2 separate regions of the Homo sapiens genome follow, and region 2 is linked to region 1. Evidence: read pairs that join two places in POLR2A ChIA-PET (ENCODE). Cell type or tissue: MCF 10A. All regions are shown on one strand. Each heading gives the region's core, and the rest is flanking DNA. Links, peaks and the distances in the headings are about the cores only.

Evidence for each region. ChIA-PET counts read pairs that join two places held together with the same protein. Peaks named below come from ENCODE experiments on the same cell type or tissue, not always from the same donor. Only the 100,000 strongest peaks of a DNase experiment are listed, where the experiment ranks them.
Region 2: POLR2A ChIA-PET joins it to region 1 with 5 read pairs; 2 of 35 experiments call an interaction of 5 or more read pairs at or near these places.

The regions. Positions count from the first base shown.
Region 1 is chr2:143,397,449-143,402,955 of GRCh38, reverse strand. The region is part of intron 6 of ARHGAP15 (Rho GTPase activating protein 15); the gene reads right to left. Among named protein-coding and RNA genes, the nearest start is that of ARHGAP15, 270 kb to the right of the region's middle. In MCF 10A, for the core only: no CTCF peak of the experiment used is centred there; DNase peaks (open chromatin) are centred at 3,015, 4,035 and 4,835.
Region 2 is chr2:143,718,578-143,723,801 of GRCh38, reverse strand. All of the region lies in intron 13 of ARHGAP15 (Rho GTPase activating protein 15), which reads right to left. All of the region lies in intron 4 of ARHGAP15-AS1 (ARHGAP15 antisense RNA 1), which reads left to right. Among named protein-coding and RNA genes, the nearest start is that of ARHGAP15-AS1, 55 kb to the left of the region's middle. In MCF 10A, for the core only: no CTCF peak of the experiment used is centred there; no DNase peak of the experiment used is centred there.

The DNA.
Region 1 (5,507 bases), core at 247-5,246:
GACTTAAGAATATATTCTTCTATAAGAAAAATATAGGTTGTCCTCTAGAAATGTCCTTAGCCAGGTAGACAGCTAACAGGTGAAAAAAAATTTTCATCGAAGTCCCAAAGTGACCTTCAATTAAGAAAAACAATCGACTGATGTTTCTCTACTCTATTAGATGCCAGGAATCTCTGTGCAGTGTTTCTGGGGTTTTTCCTTCAATCAGCCCAACATGAGGCTCTTTCTCAAGCTGTGATTTTGTAAATCTTTTTTTAGTACCTATTGGGACATCCTGTGAATTGTGGTCTCTTCATATCTGCATCATGGGGAAACGCACACAGAGCAGAAAGGATTGGACAGTTTCACATCTCAAAATAGTCCCCACCCACCCCCCCTTCCAATTTAGAAAATAAAATTAGCTGTGAGTTTTTATCCTGGGGAACCACATATTTTGGAAACATCAGAGTTTTCAAGTTCCCAAGCAGGTTAATTCTTTTGTTTTCTCTGTCACTAATAAGCCATTTCCTTTTGCGAACTCAGAAGAAGCTAAATCTTCCCTAGTACCTTTGCTGTTGTCTATTTTTCCAACTTTAGTTTGATCTGTAATAAAACAACAGAATATCTGTGCCTCTCATTCTCTCTTTAATCCTACATGGCCTGACTGAATAAGTCAGTTCTTTTGTTGGGGCTTAATAAACGTATCCTGCATTTTTTATATCATTGTAATAATATTATATGGCAGGCAAAAATATAATGATAAATGATAATTTGCCAAAAAGATTAAAAAAACACTGAGGTGTTACCTATCAAAAGTTCTCCTTCTGTCTGTGATGCAGCACAGATTGTGATCGTGACAGTAAATCTGGTGCTATTGTTAATGCCATGGCACTTGGGTTTTTGGCTTGCTTTAGTCCAATCTGTGACATGCTTGTGAATATCTTTCTTCTGTTCTGTCTGTATGGCATATGGATTTCTGGGATACAACGTCAGACCTATCCACATAACAAGTGTTCAGAGCACCTTATCATTTTAAAAAGCCAATTACTCAAAAAGACAAATGTGAAATGTTTCACATTTAATGATGAGCAAATCTGCAAAACAAATGCAATTTTGCTCGTTCTAAAAAGTTTAGTTTAACTGTAAATATTGCAATGGAGTCTTGCATGACACACACCACCGATAGGAAAAAGCTCATTTCATACATATTGTATATCATCACTGTCAATTACATCTGCACAGGATTTAAAACGAGGATGGTATAAGTAATTAGAAATAAAGCAAATAGAATATTCTAAACTACAAGGCTCTGAAATCACTGTAAAAATGTCACTGCTAACATTGAACACTCTAAAAAAATATTTTGAAAGTCTCACCCAAAAAACTGAAAACTGCATATGTCTACAGAGGTAAAGGTCACTCATGAAACACTCAACAACAAAAAATACCAATTCATTTTTTAGAAATATTTGTCAATATGTAAAGAATGTTTTGTACATAAGTTCTCAGTTACTGTTGAATCAGTGGCTGTATGTAATATTCCCACATGGAATGATGTCCTTTCAAATACTTTAAAACAAAGGTTTAGTGAAAGATTTTATGGGGACATCTTGAGTGCTGAGATTTTTATGCATTGGAAGTGCAGCTAACAAAATACAATAACATTGGTTTTGCAAGTAATATATTTAAATTTTTCTATCTATTTATGATAGAGATAATAGCTAATTTATAAATATTTATTTCTACCTCCATTCATCCTACCCCACCTAAACAAAACAAAGACAAAACTAAAAAGAAATTATTAATCCTGCTTTCCAGCATATCTTATATAGGATATGTAAATAGTTGTCACATTTATGTGTCCTTACTCTTTTTTTTGTCTACACATTCTTTAAATCTTAAACTGTGAACACTGGTAACAGAATATTATATGACATGAGAAATGGAATGCACCTGGCGCTGGTGATTTCAGAAGAAACTAATCTTGATATTTATAACATCATTTAGCAGGCGGAATGGTTTTACCAGGCTTGGAATGTGGAGAGATGAAAAAGTTCACTGAGTTCTCGGACTTTCATTCTACACTGAAATGTACTCAAAAATCAATAAGTCCCCAATCAGCTGTTGAAAACATATATAGAAAAGTCTACTCAACTCCCCTATAGGGGGAGAATTGAGACTAAACAATACCCTGCAATTTTCTCTACTATATGTCATCTTAACTATTTGTCATCCAGCATAAAATTTAAATAAGAAGGACGGAACACCCTATCCATAAGTTAAAGGTAGACAGCACAGTCAACGTATTTCCTAAAGGTAATTACTGAAAATAAAGGCCTCCCTTCGTATTTGGTTATCTGTATATCTAGTATAGGTCCATTTCAATTTTGCATGTGTATCCTACCTTGAAGTGAATGGATATGAGGATTTGCATGGCACTTGCATATTTTTATGTGATAGCTCATAATTCACCAGGTGATCTCAGGGCACTTAATTACAAAAATGTAAGTTATAGACTACCTCAAAACTCTGGTGAAAAGATACAGGGTCTCAGTAAACAAACAACTAGATAACTCTTCTTTCTTGCTTCTTTAAAGTAAATGAATTTTACCCTATTTACAAATAAAGTAGTTTGAAGTGCAAACTCCTCCTGTAGAGCCACCACCTAAAAGTTCAATCATTCACTTTCAACAAATTGTATTTTCTCCTTATTTTAAGCCTAAATTCCTTAAAATATGATAAAATCTGTAACCCACCCAAATTTCTATTGTAACATTTAATTTCTAACAGTTGAGACTTAAAAAAATATAACACTGAAATCCTTAAACTCAGACATTCATCTCATTGTTTATATTAATGGCTTGCAGAGATGTATTTACACAGAAGAAAATGATGATACTAATGGAGCTTTGTCAAAAAACAACCAGTTCACAGAACCACCTAGTGATATGAACTAGACTTGGGTGTGTGCTGATGTGACTTTGAGGATCTGAACAGATCACCCTTGCCTGGAGTCAAATTGCAACAGATATTTGTTGACTAATCTGTTGCTTATTTTTATAATTGTAGTAGTTTATAATCACATTTCAACATCACATTTTGAAGTTGGAAGGAGATTTCAAGATCATCTTCCCACCAATGTCCTTATCTGATAGAGGAAAAGGATCAGATCCAGAAGGCTTGAGGGGCTTTCCAGAGGGGCACATTCCTAGAAAAGCCCTAGGCAGACCCGGAGTCAGATGGTCTGGGTTGGAGTTCTGGTTGCCTAACTTACTCTGTGAACGACTGTAGGAAGTCTCTTAACCTTTTTAAGAGGCTTTTTTCCCAGCTGTAAAAATCTGGTGGCACCTATTTCACAGAGATATTATGAATGAGATAATACGTGGGAAAACCCTGTAAATCGTAATGTTCTCCACAAATACATTACAAGGCCCTTTTCCAACTCACCAGCAACTTAGTTCCTTGTTGCTTTATCATTATCGTTATTATTATTATTTTGCTTTGCTTATCTTATGGAACATAAACCATTAAACAACAAAAGAAACCTCAGGGAATAAAATTCCAGCTTTTTTAGATAGAAGCAAAGCTGCCAAGAAGGGCATTTTTTTTTATTTTTTTGCCTCAGTGCTCTTTGAGCCTAAGTGAAATGGTTTACTTACAGCTTGTACCCCTCTTCTTCTAAAGAAAAAATGTCTCAAAGGATAAAAAAAAAAGTAATAATTGTATAAGGGATAATTACGACAGCTGCAAACCTCCATAGTCAGCCTCCACATTATATTATTATGTGAAATGTTATCTGGGCAGTACCTCAGTCCATAAAGTGTCAGGTGGCCAGTTGGCAACAGAAAAAGAAAGGAATGAGATCAACTTTTTATAAGTGGTTTGCATTTTTTTTGCACCTGTTATTCTACAATTTCTTTCAGTTATATTTCAAAACACTACAGTTGGGATCTCCTTGCCAACCTGAGATGGCATAAGCCTGGATAACAGAACAAAATGTGAGAAGGTCCTTCTGTCTTTAACGCCTGTTCACCAGTGAATCAGCCTCCAATTAATCTGTTTCTTCAGTAGGAGTTTAATAAAAGTCAAGCACACACATGTTCAGGCTTGTTTAGTATTGAAGCTGTGTTAACATTATCTGTCTAGCCAGGTCAAAAATCCTCCGTAATTAGATGCCAGAAACCATTTCAAAAAAAAAAATGAGGATTTTTTTCATTTATTATAAACAATTGATTATTTGAGATAGGGAAGTTTAAATCTAAAGTGAAAGTGCAATGAGAGGGATGCTTCTCATTAAACATTGCAAGGGGAAGAAAGTTTGTTTCATGGCCAAACTGCACATAAAACTCAATATATTAGGTTTGTTATTTTCTGTTTGTTTATGAACCAGAAAATTCAGGATCATTCGGCAACTCTTATTTCCATTCCACTGTGTGGGTGATGATCAGAGTTGGTCGTTTACATTCAATCATATACAGCATTATGCTTGGAGGAAGCTCTTAACCCAGTCATCTGTGCCTATGAACTGAGTGTGCCTCAGTGTTTTCTGGAGGAAATCAACAACACTGCAGATGGAAATACAGGTTTGCATTTACAACAAGCGGAGTTAGCAACTACAAAAGCTCAAAGCTGAAAGCTTCCAAAACCCCAGCTGGGCTGCTGAGTTTAAGCAATGGTAGAGGATACAAAATTCTAGGAAACTTTAATTCTCTTAGAGTTTATGGCAATTGACATTTAACCCATAACTGAGGTGGTACATTAACTTTGCCTAAATCACAAAACAGAATTGCCTTCCCCAGCACCTCTTGAGTCCACCTTGGAGTCTAACTGCTTAGGCTGAGGAGTATGAAATCTGATTCTTGCTCTTACATTTGCTAAGTGGGAGGATGAAATAAAGATGACTCATAGTTATGGGACTTTTGTACAATAGTGAAACTTTTAAAAAGCAGATTTAAGAGTTCAGTAAAAGCAGAAAGAAAACATTTCAAGGCAGAGAGGAGTTAATGATGAGAGTCTACACTCAGGTTACAGATTTCATCCAGTTACTCAGAAAAATAATTTCTTGCTTTCTTTGAGAATTTTTATAATCAATTCATTGAAGATATGAATCTATCTATATACATTTCAAATAATTAAAGAGGACTACTCCAAATATTCTAAATGAAGATGAAACATTGTGAGATAGACCTGCATGTTAGAGAAATTTCAGCTCAGTGGAAATTAATGATGTTGGTGACATCCAGCACCTTATCAGGTATAGTACACTGTAGAGCTCAGTTTTTCTTAAAGTGTTTGGTTTTGTCACATTAAAGTGTTAGGTTTTGTTAAATTGCTATTTATGAAAAAAGTTAAGCAAAAATGAGAAGACTGCAAGTAAAAATGCTAGGGTTATATTTTATTTCTTCTTCGTTTTTTTTTGCCAATATTTTAACATATTAATTGTTTCCACACAGTATCTCTAATACATCAACTTTATATTCTCTTCCTTTAGAATCTAAGAGATTTAGCAATTTTTTAATAAGCAATTT
Region 2 (5,224 bases), core at 1-5,000, 320 kb before region 1:
AATGTACTATCAACACAGTGATCCTTTAAAACGGAAGTCAGTTCATGTCATTCCTACGCAAAAGGCTGTAACTGACTCCCCCTTTTAACCTGCATGAGGGCAAGGATGGTTTTTGTTAAGTTGACCGATGTGTGATAAGCTCCTAGAACAGTGCCTGGCATACAGTAGGTGCTCAGTAAGAGTACACAGATGACCTGGTTTTATCAGTGGCACCACCACTCTCTTTAATCTATAGATTGCACCCTGTGGCACTGTCTGGGACTCTTTCCAGTCCTTTGTGGAGATTCATATCAAAAATACCAGCGAATACTCCTGACCTACTTCAAAGCTGCCCTAGGAATTCCTCTCTTCCCAATGAGCTCCACAGCCAACACCAAAACAATTGCTCCGTAGTCACGTTAAGAGAACTGTTGGCTTTCCGGCTTTGCTCCAGCATCCTCCTTCAGCCCCAGCCTCCTCCTTCAGCCCCTCCATCCCTAAGTCCATTTCACATAGGACCAATGGATAGGTTGTTTGAGATGGCAGTGTGTCACTTAACGAGGGGGATACATTCTGATAAATGCATCATCAGGCAATTTCACAGTTATGTGAACATTATAGGGTGTACTTACACAAGCCTAGATGGTATAGCCTACTACATACCTAGGCTAGTGCTCCTAGGCTATAAACCTGCACAGCATGTTACTGTACTAAATACTGCAGGCAGTTTTAACACAGTGGTATTTGTGTATTGAAATATAGAAAAGATACAGCAAAAATTCAGTGTCATAATCTCATGGGACCACCATCATATGTAAGGTCCATTATTGATGGATGTGTCATTATGTGGTGTGTGACTGTACTTAAATACAAAAGCAGAAATTTTTCAACTGCTCAGTAACCTGCCTTGGTTTCCTATAGCCTGAGATGTCAGATTCCAAGAAAAGTTTCTGCCAGCCCCACCCATAACCTGGCCCCACCCTGCACTCAGGTCTCTCCTTCTCCTTTGCCTCTGGCCACAGGACAGGCTGCTCACACCTATATCCTGGTTCCCTCTTGGTTTTTCTCCAGCCACTCCATGGAACATCCAAATCTCACCAGCTCCACCTTTCACTGGAGACTTCTCAACTCTTTCAGCCCATTTCTCATTTGAATTACAGGCTGCACATACTGTTTAACAGTTAATTAGTCTCTGTTCTGTTTTTTCTTAAGTGTTTTGTTCCCTTCCTGTTACATTAGTAGCACTGCAAAGGCAAAACCTTAGACTTCCGATTGCACACTTTTATCTTCTCCACTTTCCTGCGTATAGTATGGAACACAGAGCAGGCACTCCATAGGCATGCTTCATTCATTGGTGCTTATGTGCTTCTGCTTGTATATGTACTTTGCCCTGCCAGCTTCAGGTAGCTGAACACTTCAAATGATAAATTTTGAAGGATATCCTAAATTTATATATTGTTGGCAAGTAACGGCATTTTTTACAGCTATACTGATGAGGTATATATTAGGATAAATGTATATTTAAACTCCAGCCTTATCTAGTTTACAACATGTTTGCAGCATGTCTAAACGTAGAAAACCATACTGCACCAACCAGTGATTAATTGGGTCTTGCCGTGTGTGTGTGTGTGAGTGTGTGTGTGTGTGTGTTTCTTTTCAAGTATCTAAAGTGAATTCTGTCATTAAGAAGTCACAAAATACATAGAAATTAGTATAAAAAGCATTGAGGAAATAACTAAAGAATACAAATTAATCTAACCAACAATTAAGTTTTTAATGCTATACTGAGGCTTTATTATGGAAGTCTAGGTAGCACAGCAGTAAACCATGTTTGCATAACATAAGTTTAAGCCTGTAATCCCAGCACTTTGGGAGGCCGAGGCCGAGGCCGGTGGATTGCCTGAGTTCAGGAGTTCGAGAACAGCCTGCGCAATACAGTGAAACCCTGTCTCTACTAAAATACAAAAAATTAGCTGGGCGCAGTGGTGGGCGCCTGTAGTTCCAGCTACTCAGGAGGCTGAGGCAGGAGAATTGCTTGAACCCGGGAGGCGGAGCTTGCAGTGAGCCAAGATCCCGCCACTGCACTCCAGCCTAGGCGACAGAGCAAGACTCCGTTTCCAAAAAAAAAAAAAGTTTAAAAAGGTCCACGTTTTTCAGCAACTTTGATTTTATTTTGCAAACATTTGAAGGAAAATTATTACTCCCATCCTTGTTCATAGGTTAAGCTTTGACAATTTGCATTCTGCCATCTTGTCTTCTCTTGATTCATCTTGAGAGTCAGACACTTTTGGCTCTTGCAGGTCCTGACAGACCACTGCTGATATCCCCCTGCCACAGCACTACAGCTGGACACTTTGCAGAGTAGGCACCTCATTTATAAAGCACATTCAGAGACCATGTTCTTTACCTTTTCTTCTCCCCATGGAAAAAGCCATTCTGAGAGTGGGTTTTGGATTGGATTATTATTTTGGACACTCCATGTTTCTGCTTCATTTAGTTCCTAGGACAAATGATGCAAACCTGATAATTCTGGGTGTCAAACCCCATGTTAAAGTCCTCTTTCTTTTAGCCCAGACTTTGATTTCTTGGCCACAGAGAACCTCTTTCCTCCTCCTGTTTCTTGTCTTTAGATCCTGTTCTGAAAGTGTGGTCTGCAGACCAGCAGCAGCAGTGGCACCTGGGAGCTTGTTCTCTGTACAGAATCTCAGGCCTCATCCCAGACTTCTTGAATCAGAATCTGCATTTTTTTTTTTTTTTTTTTGAGACGGAGTCTTGCTCTGTCGCCCAGGCTGGAGCGCAGTGGCTCTCGGCTCACTGCAAGCTCCACCTCCCAGGTTCACACCATTCTGCCTCAGCCTCCCGAGTAGCTGGGACTACAGGCGCCCGCCACCACGCCTGGCTAATTTTTTGTATGTTTAGTAGAGATGGGGTTTCACCGTGTTAGCCAGGATGGTCTTGATCTCCTGACCTTGTGATCCGCCCGCCTCGGCCTCCAAAAGTGCTGGGATTACAGGCGTGAGCCACCGTGCCCGACCCAGAATCTGCATTTTTTAACAAGATTGCTAGGTAATTTGGTTTGTGAGCACACTGAAGTTTGGGAAGTCGTGTGCCTCTTTTAGGGAAGCTAGTGCAGCAGAAGTGCTGGCCACAGGACCGGCAGGCAGAGGAGACTTCACAGTTCCTATTGTCCACCACTTGACCCCCTCGATGCCCTCATTCATTCGAATCCCCCTTCGCCCTAGTACTTAAAAGTGTTTACTGTGCTTGGTGAATGAGTCACACGGCACAGGTGCATCTGCGTCGATAGAGGGCAGTCTTTTTTTCTAGCAATTAGTTGACGCCATTAGGCTCTTCTGATGGAGTCTCGGTTGCGAGAGGTGAGGCCTTTCGCTGGGCTGCAGGATAGCGGCCCTTACCACTTGTGGTCATTAAAGTTCCCGTGGTGCTTTTTGTGAGTGAAGGGATTGTTAACCTCGGCGTCCTGGCTGACTTCCAATCTGTGTAATTACATTCAGCCTACCTAAGTCTGCTCTGTAGTTTCAATTAGGTAAAGTATTGTTCACTTCTTATACTAAACTGCTGTGTTGTGTGGCTACAGACTGCTAATTAGCTAGTGTTTTTCAGGTAGCTGCATTCATGACGAACAAAACGCTCTCTCTGGTCATCATCTTCCCCGCCCCCACTCTCCCCAGTATCCACAATCCTACATACAACTAACTGCAGGCCAATTTTCTATATATTACCATTTCTTGGAAAAAAAAGTGCTTTGGGATCAGAAATTTCTCGTACATGACAATGAACATTTCTTTTGATTCTCTATGTAGCCACCTGCTTCTAACCTTATCTAACTTATTATAGGGTGTATGTGTGGGAAACCCATGCAGAGAATAAAAAGAATGTGACAACAGGTGGAAGAAATAGGCCTTCCTCTGCCAAGATGAAGGGTACATTTCTGTGATTGCCAGGGAAGTATGAATTGCTTTAAGAGCTTGCCACTCCAGGAATTGGTTATTTTAAATGTGATATGAAAGGAAGATGAGGTCAGAGAGGGCAGGGCGTACATTTATTTCTTTTTTCCCACTAGTTAGAAAAATATAGTAGGACATGTAAACTAGCAGTAAAATGCCTCAATATCTCTGTGGGGAATATCTGGCCCTAAATAGGAAATGTGGCACCAGGAGAGAGAATGGAATTCCCTTCTGTTGACTTAAAAGTTAGCACCAGGGGAAGTACGTGGCTCTGGAATGGCAGTTGGAAATGAAAGAAAAGTGGAAAAGATGGGTGAGCAGGAAGCCAAGAGGGCAGAGTTGCAAGGGCAGAGTTGTGCTGTTATCAAAGAAGAGATGTGTTTGAGAATGGAATCTTTCTGAGATGTGAAATGATTGCTATGAAGTGTCCAGATGGAAAAAAATTCTGATTTAGATAACATATCACTTTACATGCCTTTTCACTATGTAAGCAAATTTAATCTGTTTTAATGCCCAACAACATATACACAGATTAATTAGACAAAAGTTCATTTGGAGTGATTTCTTTATCTTTTCGTATCACAAACTCTATGGGAGGTAAATGAAAATCAATAAATGAAGTAAAGAAATGAATGTACAAAATTGATATAGGGAAGACTATGAAGAGGCGTCTATTGACCATCAGTTCATGGAGAGCAGGAAAAGAGGTGTTTTCAGTGCCAGAGAACCAACCTATGTCTTGCCCACCCCTTACAGCGGTTCTGTCCCAACGTGTTCTACTTGTTGTCTCTTTGAAATGAGAAAGAAGAGAAGGGGTTTACTTAGTCCAATGGAAGGACTGACTTAATGCCTGTTAAAAATAGGCTGGTTTACAAATTCCTGTTAGAAGTGGAAGGATATAGAGCCAGAAAATGGGGATTAAGAATGAGATTGAGGGATGTGAACACTCCCAGACATGGGAAGGGAAGCTTCCAGATCCTAGAGCTTTATTGCTTTCCTGGTAAAAGTGTCTTCATTTCCAGCTCAGCATCTACCACACAGTAAGTACTCAACCTGTATTTGTTTCATGAATAAATGTGTGGACAGATGATGTAGGCAACAATGTTTTGAATGTGAAGTGAGTTTTCAGAGTACAGACAAGAGAAAGAATCTGCAGAGGATGATGAATATTGGGAGGAAAGGTAGAGAACAGTGGAAAAATGTATGAGGAAACAGTTTAGTTAAAAAGAATATGGGTAGGATATAGAAGAGGAGAAGAAATGACCAGAAATAAGATA